Regions from separate parts of the Homo sapiens genome. Here all the other regions are linked to region 3. The links are chromatin contacts, found by Hi-C in ENCODE. All regions are on one chromosome and are shown on one strand. Each heading gives the region's core, a stretch centred on a gene start or an enhancer-like site at or near the end of the contact. The rest is flanking DNA. Distances are from core to core; before and after follow the strand shown.

Region 1 (2,849 bases), core at 126-2,625, 1.3 Mb after region 3:
CTGAGTCCTCTCTGCAGGGGCCACACCGGAGCCTAGCTCCTTGTCCTGCAGAGCCCTGCTTCCCTCCCAAAGTCACACCCCTGGGCACAACCCCCTAGGGCGAGTGGCCTTCACCCTCAGGCTGGCTGACCACCCCCGACAGCCCAGGGCAGCTGAGTTCCTTCTGGGGTGGAGCACGCCTGACCCTGCTTTTGCCAGCTGACATAGCATCAGACCTCAACCAGATGAGGACAGCAGTCACCCAGCATAGTGGAGGAGGGGGTCAGGTCGGGAGGGAGCTTCAGCAGGGCTACTGGTTCCATTTTGACCTGCATCCCATGGCACAGCAACAAACAGTGACACAGCCTTTGGCTCTCCTCCACCTTCCCTTGGAAATTCAGAGGAGTCCAGACCAGCCCCGTTTCTCCTCCTGCAGCTGTCAGCTGGGGCCCTCTCCCTGCACAGGAGGGGCACTCCCTGCTGCCAGGATCCCTGCTGGCCTGTACCCCTCTCTCAAGTGTGACACTCACATGGGATGATAAGGATCACTGGGCCCTGAAGCATGTTTTACAGTGAGCAAACTGACACCAGAGAGATCTCAGGACTTGCACGTGGTCCCCGGGGCTCCTTGTCTCACACTGCTTCACAGTTCTCACCATTCATGTCTGGAGGAGGCCTTGTGCAGGGAAAAGGGCTCAATTCCACTCTGCAATCACAAATATAAGACATGCAGGTGTGCTGCTCACTTTAGAAATATTGCTTCCAACAACACACTTAGAATGGAGATCCTACAGAGACAATATGTTATTGGCCTAAAACATCTGTGCATGTGAAGCCTCTCATTTCCTGCTGTATATGAAGCATAAATAAATCTAGGTTAATAGAGGGAATGAGATGCTCTATGGGCTGGATGCCAGGAGCTGGAAGTTAGCAGAAATTTCATCATCAGGTGACAGCCTTCCTAGGACAGGTCAAGTGTCCCTGGCCTCTGAGCCACAAGTAGCAGAAATCAGTTAATCCTTTGCTGTGGGAAAGAGCATTCACTTGCTGCTTAAACCCGCCCTGCAAACCTGGTGCCAGGACTGTTTCTTTGCCCCACCCTGGCTGGCTCCCCAGAGCTGTGCCTTCTATTCCTGAATCCAATGAAGGGGGTTTTAGGCCTTGGCTTCCATCTGCCCTGCCCTTGCTTCTCCTCCTACTGGGCTGCATGAGACACCTTGTTTCAGTTACTTAGAGAAAACAAGTTATCAGGGAGGCCTGGCGCCCGGGGCCACTGCCAGCCAGTGTGTATGCCTTGTGGGTGACAGTGTGGGCGGTTCAGAAAGGCAGGCATGAAGCCCCAGGCAAACCCAGTGACTCAATCACAGTGAAATGCCTGTGTGTGCACGGAACTGACAGTGTGCTTCCCATGCACCCTGCTCTTTCGTGCTTGTAGATGTGGGCTGGGTGAGCTACTTCTTTGATATGAAGATAGACCTAACCACATGCACTAAGTCTCAGCCAGACTTGGACAACTGTCTCTTCAGTGACCAGCCACAGTTGAAGGAGGTATGTGACTGATGTGGGTCAGGGATGTCAGGCAGTGCAGAGGGGTGTGAGTGGTGTGTGTGTGTGTGTGTGTGTGTGTGTGTGTGTGTCTGCTCCTGCACATGTTTTGAAGGGAATGGAGCATGAGTGCAGATGCATGAAAGCCATGCATGCATGGGTGTGCGCATGTGCCTGTGGAGATGCATGTGGGTTTGTGCACACACGTGCAGGTGCCTGTTGTGAGGGGCATGCATGTGTGTGTGAATGTGGAGTTATATGTGTACATACATGTATGTGGGGGTGGTATGCATATATGGGTGTATGTGGAATGGAGCATGTGTGTGCCCACATGTGGGAGGTACATGAGAGTGTGTGTGTATGTGGGTAGATGGATGTTTGAGGGAGTATGCATGTGGGTTCATGCATAGATCTGTGTGGGTGAGGGTTGGGGTGAGCTTATGGAGACGCCTATGTGTGTGCAGATGAGGTGGTGTGGAGACGGGTGATTAATTTGATTTGCTAAGAGGGCTTTAGCTTGGGAATGGGGGTACTGGGAGCTCCACCCTGTGTGCTTTGGGGTATTGCCTGCTGGACTGGAGGAGGGCTGGGTTCTGGTCAGAGAGAAGAGGCTCTGTCTAATCCCAGCCTCATGCACCTGCCCACAGCCACAGCCTCTCTGAGCAGATTAGAGGGAATTAAATGCCTGTTAGCAGTGAAGCCCTGGACCTGCCCCAGCTCACCCAACACCAGCTTCTCTAAGAACCCAGGATTTCTTGTGAGGTCTCTGTTCAGGGGAGAGCCACACTCTCCTTGTCATCTCCTCACTACCCTTTTGAGTTACAGTTTCCAGTTCCCTGGGTTCTTCCCTCTGGTCCCTCTTAGTGCTGGCCTGAGTGCTGGAGGTGGAAGGAGCTGGGGGCAGTGAGCCACCTCCCCCTGCCCTGCACCCTTGGGGCTCCCGAGGCCATGCACAAGCTCGGGTTGTGCTGGGGCAGGAATCCTGCAGGCTGGGGTGGGGGCCCAATGCCACCTGGTGACTTGGAGCCTTGAGAGGGGTGATGGAACAGTCACTGTGCAGTCGGGCTCAGTGCTCTGGGACTCAGCGGGGGAGGGTGAGAACCCAGTGTCTCACCTGGATCTGTCCTTGCCCCACTCTGAAATGATATACCTGGGTGTCTTCTGATTTAACTGCAACCCACACTGATTGTCCCCCTCTCTTTCCTTTCACAGAAACAGTTCTGCTCTTTCCAGATCTACGAAGTTCCCTTGAAGGACAGAATGTCCCTGGTGAAATCCAGGTGTGGGAAAGCCTAGGGGTCTGTGCAAGGCCAGCCGCACTGACC
Region 2 (3,028 bases), core at 19-2,518, 1.1 Mb after region 3:
AATTTGCTGTTGATTACTTCTGCCTCCTCATTCTCTGACCACATGGATGTGAAACCTGTTAGTTTGATTAGGAAGTGAGAGGCAGTCACGGAGCCAAGTGTCTGGGGAGAGATTTCAGGCACGCACAGAACAACCCCGCAAAGGTGACTGGACCAGGAAACAGGCAGTTTACCGCTTGGGCATGGGGAGGTGGAGGAAATAGATTCTGTGAATGCCCTGAGAGAGCAGACAGCCAGGGGAACAGCGATGCTCCCTGGAGAGCGTGTGCAGGCTCACCACTTGCTCTCTGGCATCACAACCCCTGGACATGCTCCGGGCTTGATCTCCCCACGGGGCTCCCTGCCCTAACTCCCCCAGTCTGGACTCCTAGAGACAGAGCTACATGCCTTCTCTGTAGGGCAGGGAGGTGATCTCACTCTGCACTGTCCCATCACCTCTTTGGGCCTCAGTTTCCTCATCTGTCCAGTGAAGCTGGTGACCCATGCACAGGGTTGCCGAGAGGCCCCAGGGCAATTTCGAGGGTTAGGCGAAGAAATTTTCCAGGGGAGGAGTTGGTGTGGGGCAGGGCAGTGTTGGCCCAGAGGCTGCCTGCTTTTGCCCACGGCATCTTTCTGAAAGGTGAACCCCACAGGTGGTTCCCCTGTGAGCATGGGATGGACACCACCTGCTGGTGAAGAGAGTCCTGTGTGGGGAAGGGAAGGGGTGAAATGGGTCAGATAATGGTCTGAATTCATCTAGAATCCCCCCGGCTTTCCTCTGTAGTGGAGGCCAGAACCACCATTGATTTCTACCTGCTAAAGCCTGAGAGATTCGACTTAATCCCCAGGACACTGCAAGGGGCAGCTGGGTCCCTGCCGCTTTGTGACTGAGGGCACCTATGCAGGGAGAGCTCAGTCACCTGCGCAGGGTGCCCAGTTGAGGGAAAACTCATCACTTTTGTTCCCCACAGAGACTTAGCAAAGTGAGAGAAGGACCCCCTGGGCCCCTCAAGTCTGAGAGAATCTGGCCCTGGAGCACCGTGGCAGATTCAGCAGAGCACAGAGGAGGCCAGGCTCCTCCTCAACTAGGTGAAACCAGCTTCCCCGCCAACACGGCACCAGCCCTGGGGAGGGAACAGTGCCCGGAGGAGTTGCAGGGATGTTAGTGGACATCTGCCATGTGCCCTGTGTGCCACTGGGAGGCATGGGTGGAGATCAGGTTCCAGGCACACCTCTGGGACATACCACAGGGCCAAGCTTTTGCAGGTCAGGGGCAGAGAAGTGAGACTGATTTCTGCCAGGACACCTGCGAACAGATACCAGCTGCCTGGAGTCTGTCAGTTGCTGAGGAGGCATAGGAAGAAACTAGTTCACCCATGTCTCTCTTACACACAGGTTAAAATCAACCTGTCAAATCTCATGAAAAACCTGGTGAAGTTTTGTTGGAATTGTATTATACTGGATGATCAATTTGGAGAGATTTGACAGCTCCAGAATATGAAGAATTTCTGGCTACAAATATGGTATGTCTCTCCATTTTTTTAAGACTTGTATAATGACTTTCAATAAAATGTCATACATTTTCATGTTACGGTCTTACATTAAAAATTATAGGCTGTTTATATTTGTTGGCCACCATAAGTGAAATATTTTAATTATATTTTCTAATAGTTGTTTGAGTACAGAATACCACAGATGTTAATATATAATCTTTATATTAAACAATGCTAGGTTCAATTATTATTTCTTATAATTTGTCTGTAGAATCTTTGAATTTCCTATATAGACAATCGCATTTGCAGATAATAGCAGTTTTGTTATTTTAGTCCCTGGGGCCTGAGCTTGTCTTGTCACTCTGGCTAGAAGGTGCTGCACAGAATGGAAACGGTGGGTGGTAGGGATCCTTCCTTATCTTTTTCCTATTTTAACAGGTGATGCTTCTGACATTTCACACTTCAGTGGAATTTTTTTTTTCATACCTTTCTGGTATGTATCTCTCATGAGATTAAGAATTTTTCAGTGATTTCTCATTTGAAAAGAGTTTTTGCCTTGAATTTTTTATCAAATTTATCAAGTGATTTTTCTGATTTCATTGAGCTAACTATATGGTCATTTCCCTTTCATTACGAAAGTGGCAAACTATATTATTTTTAAGTTATAATTTTCCAATGTTTGACAAAATTGCTTTCTTCAATAATCTCAATTTAGTTGAGTGCTATCTTTTTTATATAATGCAGTACAGTCATATGTCACTTAATGACAGAGACACATTCTGAGAAGTGTGTCATTAGGCGACTTTGTCATTGTGTGAACACCATAGAGTCCATTTGCACAAATGTTGGCGGCATAGCCTACTGCACACCTAGGCTATATAGTATGGCCTATTGCTCCAAGGCTAGAAACCTGTACAGCGTGTCCCTGTACTGAATACTGTAGGCAATTGTAACACAATGATAAGTGCTTGTGTATCTAAACATATCTAGACATAGAAAAGGTACACTAAAAATATTGTATTATATTCTTATGGGACCACCATCATACACATGGTTTGCTCATTGACTGAAACATCATTTTGCAGTGCATGCCTGTATTTTGTTTAAAGACATTTTGTAGAAAATGTATTTATATCTCTGTTCCTGATAGAGATTGGTCTAATTTTCCTTCCCTTTCTTTATCTGCTTTTGGCATCAGGGTTAGAGGTCAGCCTCAATACAAGGAGAGCTGGTCTGGAAAGGTTTCTGTAAGTCGGAAATTGTCTTTTCCTAGGAAATCATCTGTGTGTCCAGGGCATTTTGGGGTTGGGGAATCTGTGCACAGACTGCTTGAGTTCAGATCCTGTCTCTGCCATTTGTGTGACCACGAGCAAGATGCTTAGCTCCCCCATGCCTCAGCTAACTCATCTGTGGATTAGAATAACACTACCTGCAAGTGGAGTCCCAGTGACAATTAAATCAGTTAATGCACATAGGCCAATGAGAATAATACCTGGCACATGGCAAATGTACACATGGAAGAGCCCTTATGAGTCTTAAAAAACTTGCCTGGGAAAC
Region 3 (3,055 bases), core at 112-2,611:
ATTCAAATAATTGTGAGGTTAAAATTCTATAATTTTTTTTTTGTTTCTTGGATTTTAAATCCTACATTTGGCCTACTATGAAGTTCATGACCATAAATGGAACTTGTATGTCCTAGAGATTAGCAAGTTAGTGGTTTCTTTAAGTCAAAAAAATAACCAGTATTTTTTTAGATTGCTAATAAACTTTAAAAAAAGATTAAAAAAGAAACATTTTTAAATTTTTGAATTAATTTCTAAATTTACCTTTTAATCAGTGAATTCTCACTTGATTGAGCTGTGGGCCAGGGAGTGTCATCTCTGATATCCACTCTGTGGAGGTTGTTGACATGAGCTTTGTATCCCTCTTTGTAACTTTTTGCAAGTTTTCCATGGTACTGGAGAAGAATGTGTGTGCTGCACCTGCTGGGTGAATAAAATGTCCCTTATATGCTGCTTGTGAAGTGTCATATTAATTAGGATAAGGCTGAAGTGCCCAAATAAAGAGGCCCAATGCAGGTCTGAAGCCCATGCATGCGATTGCTCCCCACGGCACTGACTCACGGCAGCAGGGCTGGGTGGGTGCCGCTCCACGTGGCCGGCCAGCCTAAGACCCAGGCCGTGGGCTCGGCCACCTTCACCATGCGGTGTCCCGGGCAGTCCTCTGAGCATCTCTGCTCCAGGAGGGTGGGAGCGTGTCTTCCTCACTGTTTTTCCTCCAAACAGTGCCCCCCTCACAGGAAGCATTCAGTAAGTATTTGTTAAGAACACTAATCAATGAATGAAGAAAAGATGGCCCCTTAGTCATCATAGCGTCAACATTTAATAAATGTTTTTTTAAGTTAAAAATTTTTTTCAATTAGCAGGACATTGTATGCCTCAAAATTTAAAAGATACAAAATAACGTCATCACCATCGTCATCACCATGATTTTGGTAGATTTCTCAGCCTGCCAGTTCCCTTTCCTGGAGGCATCTGCTGTTAACAGCTTATTTGTGTTCTCCAGATATACTTCATAAATGCACAAGCATACGTGCATATGTGCAGACTGGTTTCCAAAATGTTTTCCTATCACAATAAAATGTTTCAACTTCAACCTTGTTTATACAATTTCTGAATCCACGTGGAGAATGTATTTGGTGTCATTTGTTGAGAGGACATTAGGCGGCAGTATAGTATCACAAGGAGGAGGCTGGGGCTGTCTACACATTTTTTTTTTGGCCTGGCACCATGGCTCACGCCTGTAATCCCAGAAGTTTGGGAGGTCAAGGAGGAGGTTCACATGAGCCTAGGATTTCAAGACCGGCTGGGCAACATAGCAAGACCTCTAGCTACTGGAGAGGCTGAGGCTGGAGAAGCTGCAATGAGCTGTGATTGCACCACTGCACTCCAAAGGAAGAGAGAGGTGTTGTGTGGCTATTACATATCTTGCCATATATTTCCAAGTTTTTCTATTACAAATGATGACTCAATGCCTTGAGTCATAAGTCATAATGCTTTGAGCCTGAGGCAGGAGGGTGCTGGAGTGTTTATACACTGGGTCCTGTCAGTTATTGTTGAGTGCTATTCCCTCTGCATATCTGACCTGCTGCACACTCAAGTTCTTGAAAGAGCCTTCGGGCCCAGAGATGAGATACAGGCAGTTGGAGCTGACTGGAGTTGGTGCTGGAAAGCTAGGGTCTGAGGGCCACTGGGGGAGGGTCACTGACACCCTAACTCATGGAATCTTAGAGTTTTGGAGCAGAAAGGGAGCTCAGAGCATACTAGTCTACTCCCTCCCTTCTCTCATGGAGCTGGGATGTGTTTCCCTGAGCACTGCATTCCCATCGTGAAGAGGAGGCTCAGACAGGAAAACATTTTGCAGCTCGCATTTTCCTCACAAGTTCTGTCAAAAGTGAGAGACTGTGCCTTGACATAGTGCATTTTTAAGGTAAGTTTGGAAGCCTCTCACTTATGAATTAAATACAGAAAAGTCATTATTATATATATATATATTTTTTTTTTTTCTTTTTTCTTTTTTTTTCTTTTCCCTCAGAGATCGGGTCTTGCTCTGTTGCCCAGGTTGGAGTGTAATGGTGCCATCATGGCTGAATGCCTTGAACATATCTTGTCTTCTCACCTTTTCAGGCAAGCCCACACTCATCTCAAAGAAAATGCATTGAAGGTCACGTTAAACAGGGTCTTTCTGCTCTTACTACTTCTCCGTGTCATTTGTCTTTTTTCCACACACATTCCTTTTCCTCCTCTGCATTCCTGCGGTTGTTCTCATTTCACCAGTTGGCACAGAGCACCCCATCCTGTCCTTATCTGTGGGGAGCCCTCCAGCCACTCCTGCTGGAATGGGCACATTCTACAAAGGCCTGGGTCTGGGCCTCAGGTCCCTTTGCTTCCCTGTGCTTGGCACAGTGACTGGCAAATCCAGATCTCATTCAGTGTTGGATAAACAAACTTGCCTGCCAATATTTTAGACCTCCTAGGTGTTACAAATATGCAATGGCCCCAGGAATCAAGCATCTGTCTGCTGAGCAGTTAAGCAACAAGACTATCTATAATCATAGACTGTGTGGGGCAGACAGCAATTGCTCCAGAGTTTAATAACTACAGTTATTAACTGGGCCTGGCCCTCTCCCTCTGGAGAGTCCGTCTTCTTCCTAGGCTCCTACACTCCCCTACACAGCCACAGTCCCCTCATCAAAACCAGAAATTTAGCACTGACACAACACAGCCATCCAATCGATGCATCCAAAGTTTCACTGACTGTACCAGTCCTGTCTTTCAGAGCAAAAACAAAACAGAACCAAAAATTTCTTTCCTTTTCCCCCATCCTTTCTGCCCCAGGACTGCCTTCTGGATCCCACGCTGCATTTAGTTGTCTACAACGTGGAAGAGTTCCTCGGGTTTTCTGTATATGTCACGGCCTTGCCATTTTTGAAGAGTACGAGCCAGTTACTTTGTAGAATTCCTCTCAGTTTGAGTCTGTTTGATGTTTATTCATGATTAAATTCAGATTATACATTTTCGGTGGTAATGCCACAGAAGTAATGCATCTTGTCAGGAGGCCTGTGATGTCAATATGTCT
Region 4 (3,072 bases), core at 394-2,893, 1.0 Mb after region 3:
GATCTGCATATCTTGTGCCACACATCGTGCAAGGCCCAGATGGTAAGAAGATGAACAAGACTAAGCTCCTGCCATTGTAATACACACAGCTAGTGAGAAACACACCGCAACAGCCATGTGTGGAAGAACGGAGGGTGGCCCATGTGCTCTGGGCGTGGAGGCTGGTGTAAGCGCCTGGAGAGGTCTGGGGATGAGCCATTGGAGGGGGTCTTGATGATTGATGGGTGCTAGACAGGGCCATTCCTGCATGGTGACCTATCCATGTAGGAGTGGGCTGGAGACTTCAGAGGAGTGAGTCCATGGCAGCAGGTTAAGAAAATAGACTGAAATAGCCTTCCATCCCTACTGTCTCACAGCAAAAAGGCTCCTTCCACCCTGGGAGGCTTGCTTCCTTCTGGTGTGTTTGTGCTTGCACATGGTTGCATTTATTTCCCTTTCACTCTCAAATGCCAGGTGCAGCCTCCTGCCAGGGCTACTGCTGAGTGAGCTTGTGATGGAAAAGGTTAGAGGCTTCAGGCTGAGAAGAGCAGCCAACCTTTTCATGGAGGGCCACACTGTGGCCTCAGAGATCTTCTCTCCCAGCCTCTGCCTCCCAGGAGAATGGCTCCTTGAGGACCCCAGGCCTTGGGTCAAAAGCCAGCTATATGAAGCACATTCCTGGGAGGCCAGGCGCTGAGGCACCAGGGGCCAGGAGGAGACAGTGATGAGGCAGTGGGTACCGAAAGCACTTGGGAAGGTTGCAAAGGCAGACTGACTTGACTTTGCATTGCTGCTCTGTCCAATCACGAATGGCCAAGAGCTATCCTACTGATATTCCCTGTTTTTTTGTTTGTTTGTAAGATGATGGCATGAAGGATTAGTGGTGGAGAATCATATTTGCTCAACCAATGTGTTGATTACCATGGTTCTTCCTGCCCACCGCAGGCCAGGCCCTATGCCCTGCAGTAATCCTGCTTCCTGGGGCTTTCTAATCCCTTTATCTTTTTTTATATTTGAGGCTCTGTTGCCAGGCCTAGTAGAGGCAACCTTATACTCTCGTGATTCCAAATGGCTCTAGGCTACTGGAGAAACCCTGGAAACCACACACAACTTTCCAGGTGTTAAAGAAAAAAATATCCAATGGCATTAGTTAAAGCACAGTAAGGAAGACTTTGTTTGGGACTGCCATGGCAGGCACAGGGATAATAGCAAAGGATCTTGCAGCGAGGGAGAGAGACTGGGCTCAACTCTGAAAACAGCATAGGCAAGTGGAAATTTATAGCCAAGGACCAGGGGGAGGGGTCAGTGGATGGGCAATTACTAAGAGGCTACTTTAGGGGTACAGGGATTCTGGCTAAGCCACCTCACAGGATTCCTGCTGAAGGTAGGTCGGGGTGATAGGTCATCATGGGGGATGGTGGAGCATGGTGAGCCTGATCAGATATCACCGAGGGGGATCAGATATCAGGGGCGGGGAGTTCTCGCTAAATTGACAAAGCAGGGATTGCTAAAACAGATGTCACAAGGAAGTGTAGGAGAAGGTTCAGAAGCCCTAGGAGAAGGTTCAGAAAACTGACTAAAGTTTGGTCAAGCAGAGAATCTTTGTCATAGGTGATCATCCAAACCAAGGACTCAAATCTGTTTGATCACATCCTGCTATGATGAAACACACTCCATGTGTCTACTTAGTGCTTTATAAATGATGGCCACAAACTCCTGTACCCTGCATACCTTGTACTCAATACCTTGTGAAATATGCATTACAATAAAATATTTAAAAGGTTGAGATAAAAATAAAAGCATGTTTTATTACTTTGTTTACCCTGATGGATCAACTTGAGAACACTGCCTTGGAGTATTCTTTTGGGTGTTCTTGGCACCCAAGCCAATTGGCTGGACCTGCAGGCAGCCTCACGGAAGTGAGTGTGGGAGGCCAGAGACTGACCATGCTGCAGGCCTGGTTCAGATCTTCTCTCTGGGGCCTGAGTTTATTTGGTTTCCTTCTTTTCATTTTTTTTTTTTTTGGTTCATTTCTTTTGTTTGTTTTCCATTCTAGACAAGCTCTGAAATGAAACAATACCAGGCCAGTACTATATCCCCGGGAAATGTCAAAATGAAAAATGATCTCCTCTCAAGCTTTTCTTTTCCAGGCAAAATAAGCTCCCTTATTCTGAAACGTCCTCACTTCTCCACCCTGTGAAAAGTCACAGGGTGGAAAGTAACAGTCCAGTTTCTCATCGATGACGCTTCCTGGAAGGAACTGTGCCCTGGGTCTGCTTTGGGCCTAGACTGTGCTTAGAGAAAAAAGGCCAAGTTTATAACATGTTGCTCCTTTGTTTTCCTGCCCCACCCCTAATTCCTCCATCTCTAGCAAGCAGGAGATGAGGTGAGGAAGCCTAAAAATTAGCATTTTGTTTTCTGCTGACATGGTGGCTGATTGTGTGTTTTTTAGACACAGTTATTCAGCTGAAGTCATGGAATATTGACACATGGGGCAAGCTTCGTGCAAGAGTTTCACCTCTCTGACTGTGCCGATAAGGGTATATGTTAACACTCATTCATATCACATTTGTTTTCCTGAAACTCAAGGAAAATTAAAGTATCAGAAATCAAAACTTTCCTATGAACTGCACAGCCTATAATCTCCCAACTGGGGCAGAGGAAATTGTGAGCGCTCAAATCCAAACCAGGCAGTGCTCGCTGGGTGTCCAGGCAGGGTTGGTTCTAGAAGCATGAGCTGGTCTCGGAGGGCAACTTTGTGCAAAGTCCTTTCAACATGGGAGAAAAACTAGCACATATACAAATGCAATATTGGAAATTACTTTCTATCTTTATCCTGTCTTGTCTTTATTTGTGAAATGCTGAAAAACACAAAAAAGTAAGACAATCATAATCCCAGCCAACCCTCAGTGGGGAGCAACTTATCAGGAGTGCATTTATTTTGCTTTTCCTGAAGCCTTCAGTGTCCTGGAATCTAATATTGAAATCCTAACCCTTCATTCAACAAGGAAACGACCCTGATGAATTCCAGCAGCAGGGGGCACCAGAGCCCCAGCCGCGGGCAGGCGCACCTCAGCAGTACTGCTGAGTGGG

The links. A loop is a pair of places that touch in the nucleus more often than their neighbours do. Pooled maps may share reads with other maps.
Region 1: a map of PC-9 shows a loop between it and region 3 (5-fold over the local background). The contact joins two enhancer-like sites. A Hi-C loop is called at or near these places in 5 of 168 maps with a recorded cell type or tissue (CD4-positive, alpha-beta T cell, CD8-positive, alpha-beta T cell, PC-9 and 1 more) and 9 of 50 pooled maps.
Region 2: a loop to region 3 is called in a map of endothelial cell of umbilical vein, with 5 times the contacts of the local background. The contact joins the promoter of WAKMAR1 here to the enhancer-like site in region 3. A Hi-C loop is called at or near these places in 2 of 168 maps with a recorded cell type or tissue (endothelial cell of umbilical vein and naive thymus-derived CD4-positive, alpha-beta T cell) and 10 of 50 pooled maps.
Region 4: a loop to region 3 is called in a pooled map of heart right ventricle, with 4 times the contacts of the local background. The contact joins two enhancer-like sites. A Hi-C loop is called at or near these places in 1 of 168 maps with a recorded cell type or tissue (naive thymus-derived CD4-positive, alpha-beta T cell) and 12 of 50 pooled maps.

What each region holds. Positions count from the first base shown.
Region 1 is chr20:23,918,742-23,921,590 of GRCh38, reverse strand. It overlaps the pseudogene CSTP1. Among named protein-coding and RNA genes, the nearest start is that of CST5, 40 kb to the right of the region's middle. Within about 2 kb of position 1,375, at least 5 of the 41 ENCODE cell types and tissues checked have a DNase peak (open chromatin) inside an H3K27ac peak, as active enhancers do.
Region 2 is chr20:24,110,198-24,113,225 of GRCh38, reverse strand. It overlaps WAKMAR1 (wound and keratinocyte migration associated lncRNA 1), which reads left to right and starts at 1,268. Exons shown (of 4, transcript XR_001754557.2): 1 at 1,268-1,501. RefSeq lists an enhancer at 1-419.
Region 3 is chr20:25,177,442-25,180,496 of GRCh38, reverse strand. No RefSeq gene overlaps it. Among named protein-coding and RNA genes, the nearest start is that of ENTPD6, 17 kb to the left of the region's middle. Within about 2 kb of position 1,361, at least 15 of the 41 ENCODE cell types and tissues checked have a DNase peak (open chromatin) inside an H3K27ac peak, as active enhancers do.
Region 4 is chr20:24,164,507-24,167,578 of GRCh38, reverse strand. No RefSeq gene overlaps it. Among named protein-coding and RNA genes, the nearest start is that of LINC01721, 34 kb to the left of the region's middle. RefSeq lists an enhancer at 2,852-3,072. Within about 2 kb of position 1,643, at least 2 of the 41 ENCODE cell types and tissues checked have a DNase peak (open chromatin) inside an H3K27ac peak, as active enhancers do.